2 separate regions of the Homo sapiens genome follow, and region 2 is linked to region 1. Evidence: chromatin loops called from intact Hi-C (ENCODE). Cell type or tissue: Caco-2. All regions are shown on one strand.

The links. Peaks named below come from ENCODE experiments on the same cell type or tissue, not always from the same donor. Only the 100,000 strongest peaks of a DNase experiment are listed, where the experiment ranks them.
Region 2: it touches region 1 in a loop (4-fold over the local background); 1 of 110 quality-filtered maps calls a loop at or near these places.

The regions. Positions count from the first base shown.
Region 1 is chr5:9,827,116-9,835,115 of GRCh38, forward strand. The region is part of intron 4 of LINC02112 (long intergenic non-protein coding RNA 2112); the gene reads right to left. It also overlaps a transcript of TAS2R1 not described here. Among named protein-coding and RNA genes, the nearest start is that of LINC02221, 23 kb to the right of the region's middle. RefSeq lists enhancers at 4,801-5,301, 5,302-5,802, 6,526-7,027. In Caco-2, no CTCF peak of the experiment used is centred here; DNase peaks (open chromatin) are centred at 4,936 and 5,936.
Region 2 is chr5:10,141,957-10,149,956 of GRCh38, forward strand. No RefSeq gene overlaps it. Among named protein-coding and RNA genes, the nearest start is that of ATPSCKMT, 100 kb to the right of the region's middle. In Caco-2, a CTCF peak has its summit at 4,154 (motif pointing left); a DNase peak (open chromatin) is centred at 4,178.

The sequences.
Region 1 (8,000 bases):
TTTCAACAGGCACCAGCTTGAGTTCATCACCTTGTGCCCCTTCCTCCTTCCTCCTCCAGTCTTCCTGGAGTTAGAAATGGTACCAACCTAGGGGCACAGTCATCAGGCTTCCCTTCACCTGTCACCTCCTTTCTTACCCACCTCCAGGGCAATCCCAATCCTCTCAATTCTACCTGCAACACGACATCGCTGTACATCCATTTGTCCTAGTCCAGTCCATCTCCTGGATTGGGCAAGCATTGTCTCTAGTCTATTCCAACACCTCCTGCTTCCCATTTTCATCCTCTGTGACCCACTTGCCATGTTGTATTCAGAACAATCTTTTAAAACATAAATTGGGCCAGGAACAGTGGCTCATGCTTGAATGTCAGCACTTTTGGAGGCCAAGGCAGGAGGAGTACTTGAGTCCAGGATTTCAAGACCAACCTGGGCAACATAGTGAGATTCCATCCCTATACACACACACCCGGGTGTGGTGGCATGCACACACACACACACACACACACACACAATCACACATATCCAGGTGTTGTGGCATGCACTTGTAGTCCCAGCTACTCAAGAGGCTGAAGTGGGACTATCACTTGAACCTGGAAGGTTGAGGCTACAGTGAGCCATGATCATCCCACTGCATTCCAGCCTGGGTGACAGAGACAGAAGGAGACCTTCTCTCTAAATAAATAAAATACAAATTAAGTATCAGGTAAATACCTTTATCTGATTAAAATCCAGCAATTCCTTATTATCACAATAAAATCCAAGTTTATGTACTTATATTTCAAACAAATTTACCTACTTCTAATCCTTGCATGATGGAGTTTTTCAGCAATACCTTCTACGATATTCCGCTTTGCTAAATGTTCATTTTATTTCTAGAATTCAAAATATTTTCTAGTACCTTCATATTTCTGCAAAGCTGTTTTTCCTCTACCTAGAATATTACTTTTCTCCTCAACTCCTCTTTCAAATGCTTAGCTCATACTCATTCTTTAGGTCTTTTTTATTTTTATTTATTTATTTATTTTTTGAGACAGAGTTTCACTCTTGTCACCTAGGCTGGAGTGCCATGGCACAGTCTCAGCTCACTGCAACCTCTGCCTCCTGGGTTCAAGCAATTCTCCTGCCTCGGCCTCCTGAGTAGCTGAGATTACAGGCATCCACCACCATGTCTGGCTAATTTTTGTATTTTTAGTAGAGACAGGGTTTCACCATGTTGGCCAGGCTGGTCTCGAGCTCCTGACCTCAGGTGATCTGCCCGCCTCAGGCTCCCAAAGTGCTGGGATTACAGACATGAGTCACCACACCCAGCCTAGGTCTCATGTTAATTACTACAACTGAGGCCCAGGAATTACGGCATTTTAAGTATAACATATAATGCTTCCAAAGTACCAAGTATATGGTGTGACATGAGGCAGGCTGTTAATAAATGTTAGCTATTTATATAATTTAGGTTGTTCATGGGTAACAAAGTAATTTCCAGACTGAATTCATCTTTGAAATCAACTGCTTTGCATTTGCATAATTCATATCCCTGTTTTTCTATACTGGAAGCTAAAAACTGTGATTTTCTAATTTGCAATGTCATGTAGAGATAAGTGGGAGATAACTTATTCTGAATGATACAGTTGAATTCCAGACCATTGTAAACAGCTGTCCATTCTTACTTAAATGCTGTAAATTTTGCTTTTTATCATATATTTATATTCTAAAGCTGTTTTACATCAGAGAGATGATATGTCAACCTTGAAACATCACTGTCTAGTAACAACAAAACCCCAAAATAAGACAAAACTTTTTATTTTACTTCAGGTTGGTGGAGAAGAGTTTCATTAGATCTACTGGGTATATGGACTCTGTAGGAACACTGATTGTGAGGCTGAGGATGTAGCCAGTGCTGTGTTATGAATACAGAGGAAATGGGCTCCTGCATAGCATGGATGATAATCAACAATTGATAAAGAACCTCAGCTGTGTTGAGAACTTGAAATAAACTGACTTGTGTTGGAAGGGAAGCCACTGAATGCAAGGCTATCTACTGCTAGGGAGAAAAATTACGGCAAAGTAATCATTGTTTAGCCAGAGGCTAAAATTTCTGCAAAAGCTCTGAGATAAAAATTTTGAATAATAAAGGCATTTAAATTTAAACCTCACTAGCACTTCTTCTTAATCATACACAGACCTAATAATTCTCATAAAAACAGAAAAGTTCAGCTCTTCACCATACCATGGCAGGTGGGAGACACAGAAGGGGGAAAAGAATCATAACACAGGGAAGGGACCAGAGACACCCCACGGTCATTCCTCTAAGAACATCTCAGGATGCTGAGAAATTATCTTATCTTTGTGACCATAGACAAGGGCATCATTTGACCAATGACCAAAATCATATCTGTTTCTAGATCTCCTCTTGACCAAATTAATTGTACTGTGATTACTGAAATTAAAATTCATATAGATCTATTTTTCTGCTTTTGATTGCAGTGAAGAACAATAAGCAGCACTAAATTCTGTCTCCGCTTTCCTGCTGGAAAGGAGGAACCTGGCCTGCTAAACCCCAGCTGAGGGCTTAAGCCATGGGCCCAGGAGTGGCAGGGAACTGTCCCTTCAGCTCCAGAATAATGAGTCATGGTTGATGCAAATAACCCAGAGGAGCATTCCTCCAGAGATCAAGACAGAGAGGTAAAGTTGAAGGGTAAGCTAAAACCACAGGCAGTGTACCCCAAGCGAAAAAAAGCTTCAGAAGAAAAAAAAGAGGCTGAGACACAAAAGGGGGGAATGAATCATGGCACAGCAAAGGGACCAGAGATACTGCCTAGTCATTCCTCTAAGAATACCTCAGGACCCTGAGATTTGATCTTATCTTTGTGACCTTATCTTTGTGACCATTGACCTTGTCACACATGGTCACAAGGATAAGATAAAGCTGCTCCCACAGCAGGTGGGAGGCCACAAGCATTTTTGCATAGACCACCCACAGCTTTGGCCATGAAGGGAAGTAGCTCTTAAGGGTACTAGGCCTGCTCCAAGATTTACTGGATAAAAACAGGAGCAAGAGAACAGATTGGATGGATGGATGGATGGATGGATGGATGGATAGACAGATAGACAGACAGACAGACAGATAACAAAGGGAGAGATGATAGACATAGATAGTTAGATATAGACAGATGACAAAGAAAGATGACAGATATATACAGAAATACAGATAGGTAGGTAGATAGTTGACAGACACAGATGACAGATGATTGACAGATAGGTGGATGATAGGTATATGACAAAGAAAGAGAGATATGATAGACATAGAAAGATAGGTAGACAGATAGATGATAGATGACAGACACAAAAATAGATGACAGACACAGAAAAATAGATGACAGACTATGTAGATGACTGACAATAGAAAGATGGATGACAGAAAAAAGATGATAGACATAAATAGAGAGATGATAGATGGTTGGTAGGTAGGTAGGTAGATAGACACGTGCGCGCGCACACACACACACACACACACACACACACATACAACAGAGACAAAACAGACATACAGGTATAAAGCTTCTGAGTTTCTGCATTGGAAGGGATTTTAAGATGCCTACCTGATACCAAAGTAAGAATCATTTCTCTGCTATCCCCAACCAATAACGTACTAACTCTGAGGTCTTCTTCCTTCTTTCTTTATTCTTCTCCAAGAGAATATTTTCATGGTCACAAAGATCATCCAGTTTGACACTTTTTAAGAGGTGAACATAGATATAGAGAAGACAGCAACTTAATCAAGCTGTGGCATTTTTCCTGAGCCTCTGTTGACTCAGAGGCTTTAGTCTTTCCAGTAAATTCCTATGCATATGAATTTTTAAAAAATCATCTCATGCTTGCATGTTCTTGGAAAAATCTAAGTCCATTGGGTGATTGTTCAACACCATTAAGATGTCAGCAAATCAGTGGGCAAAGTTTATGAAGAGACATTTACAAAAAGAAGAAGGAAATCTCACTAACAAGCATAATATAATTATAACTTCTGGAGAGTATGCTGGTGACAGGGGAAACAGATTGCAGTTGGGACTGTAACTTGGTGGAACTCGTCTCAAGGCAATTTGAGAACGTTATCAACAACAGCAAATACGTTTATTTCCATTGACCCGGGAAGCTCAGCAGTAGTATTATATCATGAGGAAATACTGATAATATAGAGCAAAGTATTATGCACATTTTCCACAGGGCTATGACTAGAAGCAAAAAAAATATATAGTTATATAAACTATGGCATAGTGTCACGAAACAATAAAATTTTATAGCATTTAGAAGTGTTTGTTTTATTCTAAATTTAAAATAACAGAATACAGAAATATATATATGCAATATAATGTAGACATTTTTAACTAGAGAAAACTGCTAAAAGAAAATTCAGTGAAAGATTAAACGTGAGTATGGGGGATGCAATTACGTTTTTGTTTCTCTGTGTGCAAACTTTTGGCAATTTTGTTTTCTTTAACGAGCATGTTTCTGTTTTTTTTTCAAATCGTAACATATTAGTTTTAAAGAAAAACTAGGCTTATTATACTCATTTTTTTAGATTTCTGTTTCATCAAGGGGTTACTGTAATATCAACTCCTTGTCTTTTCTCCTCCAAGGCAAAATAATTCTTGCTTATTAAACCTTTCTTCACAAGTCTTACCTCCCAGCTCCTTAATTATATTTGCGATTTTTATCTGAAAAGGTCGTTAGGTCTTTCTTTAAAAATTTTCCAAACAAAATTCTGACATACTAGAGAGCCCACTGAATCACTTATTTGTTGGGAAATTCTTAGAGATATTTCAGTTTAACTCTGACAATTTCGCAATGGAAAAGAAAAAGGAGGCCGAGAGGAATGACGTGCGCTTCACAGTTTTAGAAAAAGCCAACTAGCACCAGGGCCAGCCTTCTTAGTTTACTCTCTTTCATCTACATAACCTGTTATCAAGTCCAGCTCATCTCCGGCTTAGGTTCTTTGTGTCTTTGATCTGCTGACCATGCTGGGTCTTATAGTTCAGTAACATGTTAAACATAAGGATCAATGAAAATATGCATACATTGACATCTTGGCATTTCACCAGTTTTCAGTGAAACAAACGAGCAACACTTTTCCTTCTTTTGTTCCAGATGTCCGCATGCCCTCCTTATTCACATACAAGTAAGGTGCAGAAATGAGGTTAAGCAGAGTCCAACAAGTCACTCATCAAAACATGCTGGTGATTGTCCTGAAATATGATCTCAGACTCATGGCTGAACATAGGTGTGCATTCATGTTTCAAGGTTTTACTAAAAAGGTGAAACGTAAGGCAAAACTATGAGAAGGGAGAAGGTGGACCTTTCCGCCATCTTCTGCTCCCAGCCAGGGTTCTCCTGTAGCTGGAAAGCAGTGCTTCTCTCAGCCCCTGTCGATAGGAATCCCTGCTTCTCAAGTGTTCCTCTAAGCAGAGGAGAAAATTAACTGTTGGGATTCAAAGGTGTCCCTTCTAGGACACATTGCCTCCATGTAAATCAAAAGCAAAATGAGCCAACTATGTGGCAGCTCATTCCACACAAGTGGGCAAACTTTGGTGTAAGATTAATGAAAAGAAATGAAAAAGACGTAGCAAGCCAAAATACCCATAATACAATTGAAGCACTTTGCAAATATTCCTCTATGTTTTTGTAAACCGAAAGTTGTCTGAGACAGGTCTCAATCAATTTAGGAAGTTTATTTTGCCAAGTTTAAGGATGTACTCGTGACAGTGACACAGCCTCAGGAGGTCCTGATGACATGTGTCTGAGGTGGTCAGGGTACAGCTTGCTTTTATACATTTTAGGGAGACATCAGACATCAATCAATATGTAGAAGATGTACATCGTTTTAATCAGGTAAGGCGGGACGACAAGAGGCAGAGGCTTTCAGGACATAGGTAGATAAGAGACAAAAGATTGCATTCTTCTGAGTCCTCTATCAGCCTTGCACTGAATACACAGTTTAGTCTGGCTCAGTGAATCTGCATTTATCACATAAACAGCAGGGCAGAGAAAGCAGCCAGGTATGCATTTGTCTCAGGCGAGCCTCAGAGAGATGACTTTGAGTTCTGTCTGTCCTTTGTCCGTAAGGAATTTTCTTGTAGGCAAATTGTGAGGAAGGTATGCAGCTTTTTATCTTTGTAGCTATCTTATTTAGGAATACAATCTGAGGCAGGTTTCTGACACAGTTCCCAGCTTGATTTTTTCCCTTGGCTTAGTGATTTTGGGGTCCCAAGATGTATTTTCCTTTCACATTTTATAACTGTAACTTTTCAACGCTGTTGCTAAAAGTATCCTTTATTATGGAATATTTTCTTTGTGAGCTGTGAAAAGACAAAGTTAAGGCAAAATGACAAAGAAGGGTTACAAATGAAAAGATGCCCTGATGCTGATGGATAAATGCAAGCTGGAAGACAGCTGGGTGACAACTTATGTCAGGTAAAAAGGGACACATTGATGGTATCAAAAAACAAAAGAAGATTAAGAACAAATATCCATAAAAGAAGAAAAATACTTGTGTGGTACAAAGGAAAAATCACCCCATCAGATTAGGCAAATCTGATTAAGAGTGAAACATATGAATATAATAAAAATATAAATACAGTTGTATCACATGAAACTGCTGTTTTGGTAGGTCAAGAATAGTTGAATATTGGTAATGGTTTAGCCCAAAGAATTCACTTAGAGGAGGCATAGACTTCCTGTTGCATGTGAGAATTGAGTTCCTGCAAACCAGTCCTTTTATTATTGCTCTAAACTTTCCAACTTTTAAAAAAGACCCTGAGGCATCAGTGTTGGCTTCTCAGAGCCCCAGGTGAGTAAAGCAGAACAGCTGACATTGTAAGCAGGCGATTCCTGTCTGGTAGGGCCACTAGCTGGTGACTCCTTTGTTCAGTACGGAGATGGATTCAGCTCCCCAGCTGCTCCCTTAATCTTCACCACATCCCCCTTCCAGGCCCTACCTGGAAGAGCGTAAGGTCCCTGGCTGTAGGGAAAGGGCAGGAAGCAGAGCAGAACTGTTTCTGCGTCAAGCGCTCAGGAGCTAGGAGCTGGGAGCTGGGCGCACTGACTTGGGATCCCAACTGCCTGGGTCTAAGCCCCAGCTGTGCTTCTCCCCAGAGTTTCCTCAACATCCTGTTTCCTCGTTTAGAAATCTAAGCCACAGAATCCCATCTTAGTGGGTCAAGTGACCCCCAATTGAGTTAGCACATGCAAGGTGCTTAAAATAAACAGTACCTGGCACAAAAAGAAACTCAATAAATGTTCACAATTGTGATTTTAATCTTTTGTGTGGATGAGTGCAGTTGCAGAAAGGAAAAGCTGGGTACACATAAAAACAGTTTTAAAAAATGCCCAGAGTACAGAGTTATTTACGCTAATGTGTTCACACCTATGGAGAAAAGTTTGTAGAATGAAAAAAAAATATTTTAAAGATCAAATAGAGCAAAGCAACCACAGCAAATACTTGTATTTCTCTAGTTTCATCTTCAGACGTTCCCCAGGGACACAGGCAATAGCTCCCTCCCCTGCATTAGAAAGATGACTGTCAAAATTAATCTGCAGTATTAGGGGTAGTGCTGACAGTTTCATCTCTGTAAATGTTATTACTGCATTAAAAAAAAAAAAGAAACCCACAAACCTCTGCCCATCTTTGTAGTCCAGGCACTTGGAGAGTTCTTACGGGGAGAAGCACTTCTCCCCATCGATAGAAATTCAATTTGCTGCACAAGTTAAGATGCAGTAAACTTGTCTCTCCCTTGCTTTACTGCTGCTTTCACAATCATAAAACGAGCCTAATGTTTAAATGTTAGAAAGCATTTAATATTTAATCGTTGGAGATTAAGTCTCTTTCATGACGCCTGAGCTGCCCAGCAACAGGTTAGAAATTGATTGTCTGCCGACCCCTAGGGGCACGGCAGCAGCTCAGCTTTCAACATCTGCCCCCAGCTTTCTAAGGCTCAGAAACGCCAAAGGAA
Region 2 (8,000 bases), 310 kb after region 1:
ATCCAAAGGAAAGGCAATCAGTATATCTAAAGGATAGGATACCTGACCCCAATGTTTATTGCAGCACTATTCACAATAGTCAAGATGTGCAATCAACCTGCATGTCCACCAGCAAATGAATGGATAAAGAAAATGTGATGTATACACAATGAAATACTATTCAGCCATTAAAAAGAATAAAATCCTGTCATTTGTAGCAACATGGATGGAACTGGGGATCATTATGTTAAGTGAAATAAGTCAGGCACAGAAAGACAAATATCACATGTTCTCATTTATATGTGTGATGTGGTTTAGCTGTGTGTCCCCAACCAAATATCATCTTGAATTGCAATACCCCAGGTGTTAAGGGAGGAACCTGATGGGAAGTGATTGAATTAGGGGACAGTTTTCCCCATGCCATTCTTGTGATACTGAGTGAATTCTCATGAGCTCTGATGGTTTTACAAATGGTAGTTTCTCCTGCACTCTCACACACGTTTCTCTCTCCTGCCACCATGTGAAGAAGGTCCTTGCTTCCCCTTCACCTTCCACCATGATTGTAAGTTTCCTGAGGCCCCCCAAGCCATGTGGAACTGTGAGTCAATGAAACCTCTTTCTTTTATAAATTACCCAGTCTCAGGAAGTTCTTCATAGTAGTGTGCGAATGGACTAATACAATGTGGAAGCTAAAAAAAGTGGATCTTAGGGAGGCAGAGAGTAGAATGATATTTACCAGAGGGTGGGGAAACACGGGGAGGAAGATAGGTTGGTTAATGGATACAAACATACTGTGATGGTTAATACTGAGTGTCAACTTGATTGGATTGAAGGATACAAAGTATTGATCCTGGGTGTGTCTCTGAGGGTGTTGCCAAAAGAGATTAACATTTGAGTCAGTGGTCTGAGGAAGGGAGATCCACCCTTAGTCTGCTGGGCACCATCTAATCGCAGCCATCGAATATAAAGCAGGCAGAAAAACGGGAAAAGGAGAGACTAGCTTAGCCTCCCAGCCTACATTTTTCTCCTGTGCTGGATGCTTCCTGTCCTCAAACATCGAACTCCAAGTTCTTCAGTTTTGAGACTCGGACTGGCTCTCCTATCTCCTTAAGCTTGCAGACAGCCTATTGTGGGAACTTGTGATGGTGTAAGTTAATACTTAATAAACTCATATATATATATATATCATATATATGATATATATATGAGTTTATACATATATCATATATATGATATATATATGAGTTTATATATATATCATATATATGATATATATGAGTTTATATATATATCATATATATGATATATATATGAGTCTATATATATATATATCCTGTTAGATCTGTCGCTCTAGAGAACCGTAATACATATACAGTTCTCGTGTTCAATAGCACAGTTGATTGACTACAGTTAACAATAATCTATTGTATATTTCAAAATAGCTAGAAGATTTGAAATGTTCCCAACACAAAGAAATGATACATGTTCAAGGTGATGAATATCCTAAATACCCCAATTTGATCATTACACATTGTGTGCATATATCAAAATATCACATGTACACCATAATTATGTACAAATATCATAAAATGTACATATGCAGGTAAATATTTTGCCCTTAGCTTCAACGGATATAAAATTACTCTATCAAGTTGCTACAAAAGTTTCTAAACACTCTCCATTTCAGCACTTATCTCACCACAGAAAGTAACAAAGAGTTCTTGGACTGGCATAGCCCGTGAACTACCTGGAATTGTGCTGCCCCGGACTGAGGGTCAGCAAACTCCTGCCCAAGGGCAGGCCAAATCCATCATCTTGTCATTTAAGTATTGTCTGAGGCTGCCTTTGGGCTTTCGTGCTACAAAAGCAGACTTGAAACAACCACTTACTAAATGGCCTTTTATTGAAAAATGTTTGCCAACTCCTGCCCTAGTCTACTTCAAAAACACTGCCCACCCATCTCAGTACCTCCAGTCTTCCCAAAGCCACAGCTGCTTACCTCCTCCAGTAACCATGAGAGAATTTCTTCAATAACGACAAGAAGATAGTATTTACCAAGTAGATCAGCTTCCTAGGGCTGCTGTAACAAATTACAGCAAAGGGTGGCTTAAAAACAGAAATTTCGTTTCCCACAGTTCTCAAGGCCAGAAGTCCAAAATCAAGGTGTAGAGATGGCTGTACTTCCTCCAAAAGCTCTAAGGGAAACACCTTCCTTCCCTCTTCCAGTTTCTGGTAGCTCCTGGTATTTCTTGGCTTCTCCCTGCATCACCCCAATCTCTGCCTCCATCTCCACATGGCCCTCTTGTCTATGTCTGTGTCTTCTCTTCTAAGTCCGCCTGCCATTGGACTTAGGGCCTATCTGGATAATCCAGGATGATCTCATCTCAAGATCTTTAAATTGATTACATCTATGAAGACCCTTTCTCCAAATTAGGTCACATTCGCAGGTTCCAAAAGTTGCAACATTGATACTATGGTTTGAATGTTTGCCCCCTCCAAAACTCGTGTTGAAACTTAATCCCCAATGTAATATTGTTAAAATGAGAGGCCTTTAAGAAGTAACACCAACATGGTACATGTACACATATGTAACAAACCTGCACGTTGTGCACATGTACCTTAAAACTTAAAGTATAATAATAATAAAATTTAAAAAAAAGAAGTAATTGGATCATGAGGGCTCTGCTCCAAGTCATTAACGGGTTAATGAATTAATGGGTTATCACTGGAGTGAACCTGTTAAAAAGCCAGTTTGGCTCTCAGTGAGCCTCTCTTGCCCTGTGATGCCTTCACCATGTTATGACACAGCCCAAGGCCCTCTCCAGAAGCCAACCAGATGCAGCCACCTGATTTGGACTTCCCAGCCTCCGTAACTATAAGAAATAAATTTATTTTCTTTATAAACTACCCAGTCTCCATTATTCAGTTACAGCAACAGAAAATGGACTAAGACGGTGGACATATCTTCTGGGTGGGGGCACGGTTCAAGCCACGACACTGAGTGTTTACTCTGTACCAGACGGTGTTCTCATTCTCTAATCTCAACCTCACAGCACCTTTATGTGGAAAACACTGTCCTCATTTTACAAATGAGTAAATCAAGTCCCCAAGAAGAATCCACATATAATTTTCCAAGGATTACACAATGAGACAGAGGTAGGATTCAGGCCCATACCCATAACCACTGCAACCTGCAGCCCTGAGGGTCTTGGGAGCATTCACTGGGTGCTCTGCGTGTGTCAAGCAGCAGTCTCAGCACTCTGCACATATCATGGCCCCTTAATTCTCATAATAAATATGGGAGATTGCCGTTATTATTATTATTATTACTTTATAGAGGAGAAAATAGAGATTTAGTCTTAAAGACTAAGATCACCCAGCTAATCAGTGGCAACATTAGGGCTTGAACCTAGGTCTATTGGAAAACAAAGCCAGACTCATTTCTACGACACTAAGCAAAACTTTGTATAACAGCAGGGCAATTCCCAAACTCAAACTCCATCAGCCTCAGAGAGTAAGCCCATGAAGTTATCATGAGCCACTGAGATTGTCACCTCCTATCCTTGCTGAGTGAGTCCTGACGGGCCTCAGGGCCCCAGGCTCCCTTGGTCCTGTGGCTCAGACTTCACCAGGCCTTCAGGTCTTGCGAATCCAGCCAGAAGATGGGGAAGAGGGGAGGAGAGTGACACACTCACTTCTTAACTTGCCTTGGAGGTGACAATGCACTCTTTTTCACATTCCATTGGCCAGAACTAGACACATGCAAGGGAGGCTGGGGCACTCTACATCATGGAAGGAGGCCCCCAAATTTTAAGCAGACAACTAGTCACCTCCCTATATTAAAAAGCTATTTTATAAAACCTTCGAAATTCTCAGGGTTTTGGCACATAGCAGTAATTCAGTAATTTTTTGAATGAATGATTGAAGCTAACTGGGGAAAAATAAAGCTGGCTCCACAAGCTGGACAGCAGAGCTACCGGAGCAGTAAGTCCGCAGTGGTCAGGTGTAGTGCAAAGTACTACTGGCCTCTATGACCCTTTCCTACAAATGACTAAAAGGCACCTCTTCTTTAAGACTTCCGTCTATCATAAAATCATCACACTCTACTGATTTTTGTTAGAACAAGGCAATTTACTGCCATCTGCTGGAAATGTAACATACACAAATCCGCAATGTCTGTAATGTGAGTGGTAACTGCCGGCAATGGGCACCATTGTGCAATGCACAACCTGCACAACTGTACAGAGCAGCTCTGAGTGCTGATGGTAAGACCAGAGGAGCAACAGAGGAAAGTGAGGTCCTCACTGTGTGGATAAGAGTCCTCTGCATGTGGGGAGACCGCAGGATGGACCCAATGGTGCTGATACTGGCTCCTTGTATTTTGCTTGCTGGTGGAGGAAAGATCTGGGGGCCAAGGCAGGGGCACAGGCCTCCTCCGTCATCAGGAGGGACAAACACCTCTTCTGTACAGGCCTGGGTCTCAAAGGCCAATTCAATAGAGTTCATAAGGAAGGCAGAAACTTTATGGTTCTCAGTCTTGCTGACAAGCCAAGAATGTAAATTGCCTGAGAGCAGGGGCCACTTCCACAACATAGGGTCAGTCAGATGCCCCAAGAAGCTCCCAGACTCACACCCCTGGAGTGGGCCTTGTCCTGAGCCAGGAGGGCAGCCTGGCCAGTGGATCACTCCCACCGGGTGGGACACATTGGTTTCAAGGGATTGTGCCATACTGGGCTCCCGGAATGGTGCTGATGTGCTGACTTGGGAGGATTGCTCACGGCAGACACGGGACAAGCTCAGGGCTCTGAGCCCCTGCAGAGCCCCTTTTGACTCTGGGACAAGAGTCGAGTGTGTGGGTCTGTGCATGGCACTCACCCGTCTGTTCTAATTACAGGGCCACCTCGGGGCCACAGTGCTTGTGGAGCTCGGGTGGTGGAAAGCATCCTTAACCCTGGCAAGCAAGGAGGTTACCCCAACTCCTTTGCAGGCTCTGTGTTGCACCCCGCTTCCAAGACTTTCCAGACCAGCAGCCATGGGGCTTTGGGATTGATCTCCTCTCCCATTTCCAATTGATGCGGTGATATCACACTCATCACACCTAGAACAATTTTTTTCTTACATTGTTTTACCCCTTTTAAATAAGCTTTATTTTTTGTATCAGCTTTACGTTTACAACAAAATTGAGCAGATACTAGAGAGAGTTCCCATATTCCCCTACCCCACACAGGTACAGCCTCTCCCACTATCAACCTCCCTGATTTTAAGTTGTTTATTTTGGGGGTTTTGTTTTTTTGAGACAGGATCTCGCTCTGTTGCCTAGGCTAGAGGGCAGTGGCATGATCACAGCTCACTGCAGCCTCAACTTCCTGGGCTCAAGAGATCCCGTCACCTCGGCCTCTTGAGTAGCTGGGACCACAGGACCCGATAGCAACACTATACCTGGCTAACTTTTTTTTAAGAGATGGGGTCTCCCTATTTTGCTGTTCTTGAACTCCTGGGCTCAAGTGATCCTCCTGCCTCAGCCTCCCAAAGTTCTGGGATTGCAGGTGTGAGCCACCATGCCCAGCTAAGTTTTTAATTTTTTTGTTATATTTTTATAAAAGAAAAATAACATCAAGACACTTCATAAATGGGTGCAGAAAATTATAACAACTAAACACTTATATTTAGTCCCATATACACATGTACAATGGCTGGAACAGACAGAATGCTATTTTTACAAACCATCAGGTTCTTGGACAATCCAGGATTTCTCAAGGTTCCCAGATCTCTGAGAATACCTGGTGGATTATCTCTGGGATAACACACAGAAGCTGTCTGCAAACCTTCAGATGGACTTTTTTTTTTTTAACTTTTATCATAAGTTCAGGGGGTATTAGTGCAGATTTGTTATGTAGGTAAACTTGTGTCATATGGGTTTGTTGTACAGATTATTTCATCACCCAGGTATTAAGCCTTCTACCCATTAGTTACTTTTTCTGATCCTCTCTCTCCTCTCGCCCTCCACCCTCCAAAAGCCCCCAGATGAACATTTTTATAGAAGTAACGGGAAATACAGTGGGAATCCTTGAGTTGTATTTTCTAGGGTCAGTCTTAAGCTCCACAGGATGAGGGGAGGATATTTCTTGCACCCACAGCCCACTCCCACCACACCCTGGGCCCCTCATGATTAACATTCAGCAAGATCACATCCTAGGAATGCAGCAATCAGTGTCTAAAAGAAAACGTGGCTGGGAGATGTGCTGCTCTACCTTTATGCTATAAAATCTGTACATTTAACATGGTCAGAAATGAATTCTCACTCACATTTTACTGCTTTCTCTGGGGAAGACTTGCATTTGTGGTCATCATTGACAGAACGCAGTCATCATCTCGAAGAGTGTCTGGAAGCCAGGGTCCCCGACCAGCACAAGGGATGGGACAGTGTCATGAGTAACGGTGTCACCAGCCTTAAGTAAATGGACTGGGGACATTCAGAGGCAAGATGAGCTATGCCATTTCAATGCAAACAGCTTGCAAAGAGCCAAAGAGGTTATGAGTGACAACCTTAACGTAACAACCAGGTGACATGTGGAATTGTTTTGGAATGTTGTCTTTGGCAATAAATACTAGGAAGCTATGGTTTCTAGATCTGAACAGAAAGAGATGGCACCTGGGGAGGAGAACAACTTTCACATGCCTCAATTGGAAAACATGTAAATACATAAGTACCTCTATGCTACTTATTATTCTAAATCCTTATTGATAAATCACTATGCCCCACATGGGCCCATACGTCTTGTCACACATTTATTAATCAAATAATTACTACAGACAGAGACCTCATATAAGAATATTTTCCTGGGATCCCACACAACCTAGGGAAAGCCCAGGTGAGTACCCCAATAAATACTGCTTGAAGGAGATTAGGAAAAGAAATGAATGGGCTCAAATAGGAAAGTTGGAAGAATTCAAGTATATACATCAGGAGGAAAGGGGGGGAGGGAAATGAGTTAATAAAACAAATAAGAATTGATCATATGTTTCACATTTAAAAATAGTTATAATTGACCCGGCGTCTCATATTTTGGATAGAAGAGAAGAAATTCAGCTCCACACCTTGTCAGAAAAATATAGCATTGAGATTCAGAAAATACACACACAGCCGGGGCATTTCCCTTTCCAATAACGTGTTACTAGTTAGAGTCGACATAACCAATAGAAACATTAATATAGGTTTAAACAAGTGTATCTCCTAGGCAGATCCTTAAATTCCTTTAATTTTACATTAGGATATAAAATCGCTCATTCTAATGGGTTAGTAAATGCATATAGTCCTTCAGAAGCCTCATTGATGAAAACACAGCACAGGCAGAGGGAAATAGACTGTTATTTCTGCTCTGGCTGTATTTCCATTTCCTAATAACAGTAATGAACTTGAAGCATCGTATTTGCACACAAATAGGTCTAGATTCCAGTTTGGCTGCAGCTATACAGTTAAGCGTGTCACTGATGTGCACTTCCCAGCCTCAAAACACAATTTAAAGATCACTTTATGGAGAGTCGAATTACAGCAATGTGCTTAAGCATTAGGGCTGTGGTATTTCTAAAAACTGTTGGCAACAGGGCCAAGTTCTATGGCTCATAAAAGTCGATCACAAAGTTCTGAGCTACTGCAGCTCATTGATTGTGGTTATCCTTTAAGTTTCTTAATGTTCCCACCCATGGTATACTGGCACCCATTCCATTTCTCAAGCTTTGACACTGTTCTTTCCTTCCTTCCCCTTCTCCTTGCTCACACGTTTACAAACGACTGCTCTGGGCCATGCCCAGGTAGAGTCGTGCACAGGTCCTACCCTCCAGCAGCTCAGAATGTGCTTAGGCCGACGCGAAAACAAGTAAGTACAATGTGAATATTGATGCGTACCAGTCACCATGAAAACACAGAACGGGGAACACCTGCTGCCGCCCACCTGAACTGAGCCTTCGTGAACATGAGTTCAACAAGCAAACCATGGGATGGGGGGCAAGAAATGGCATTT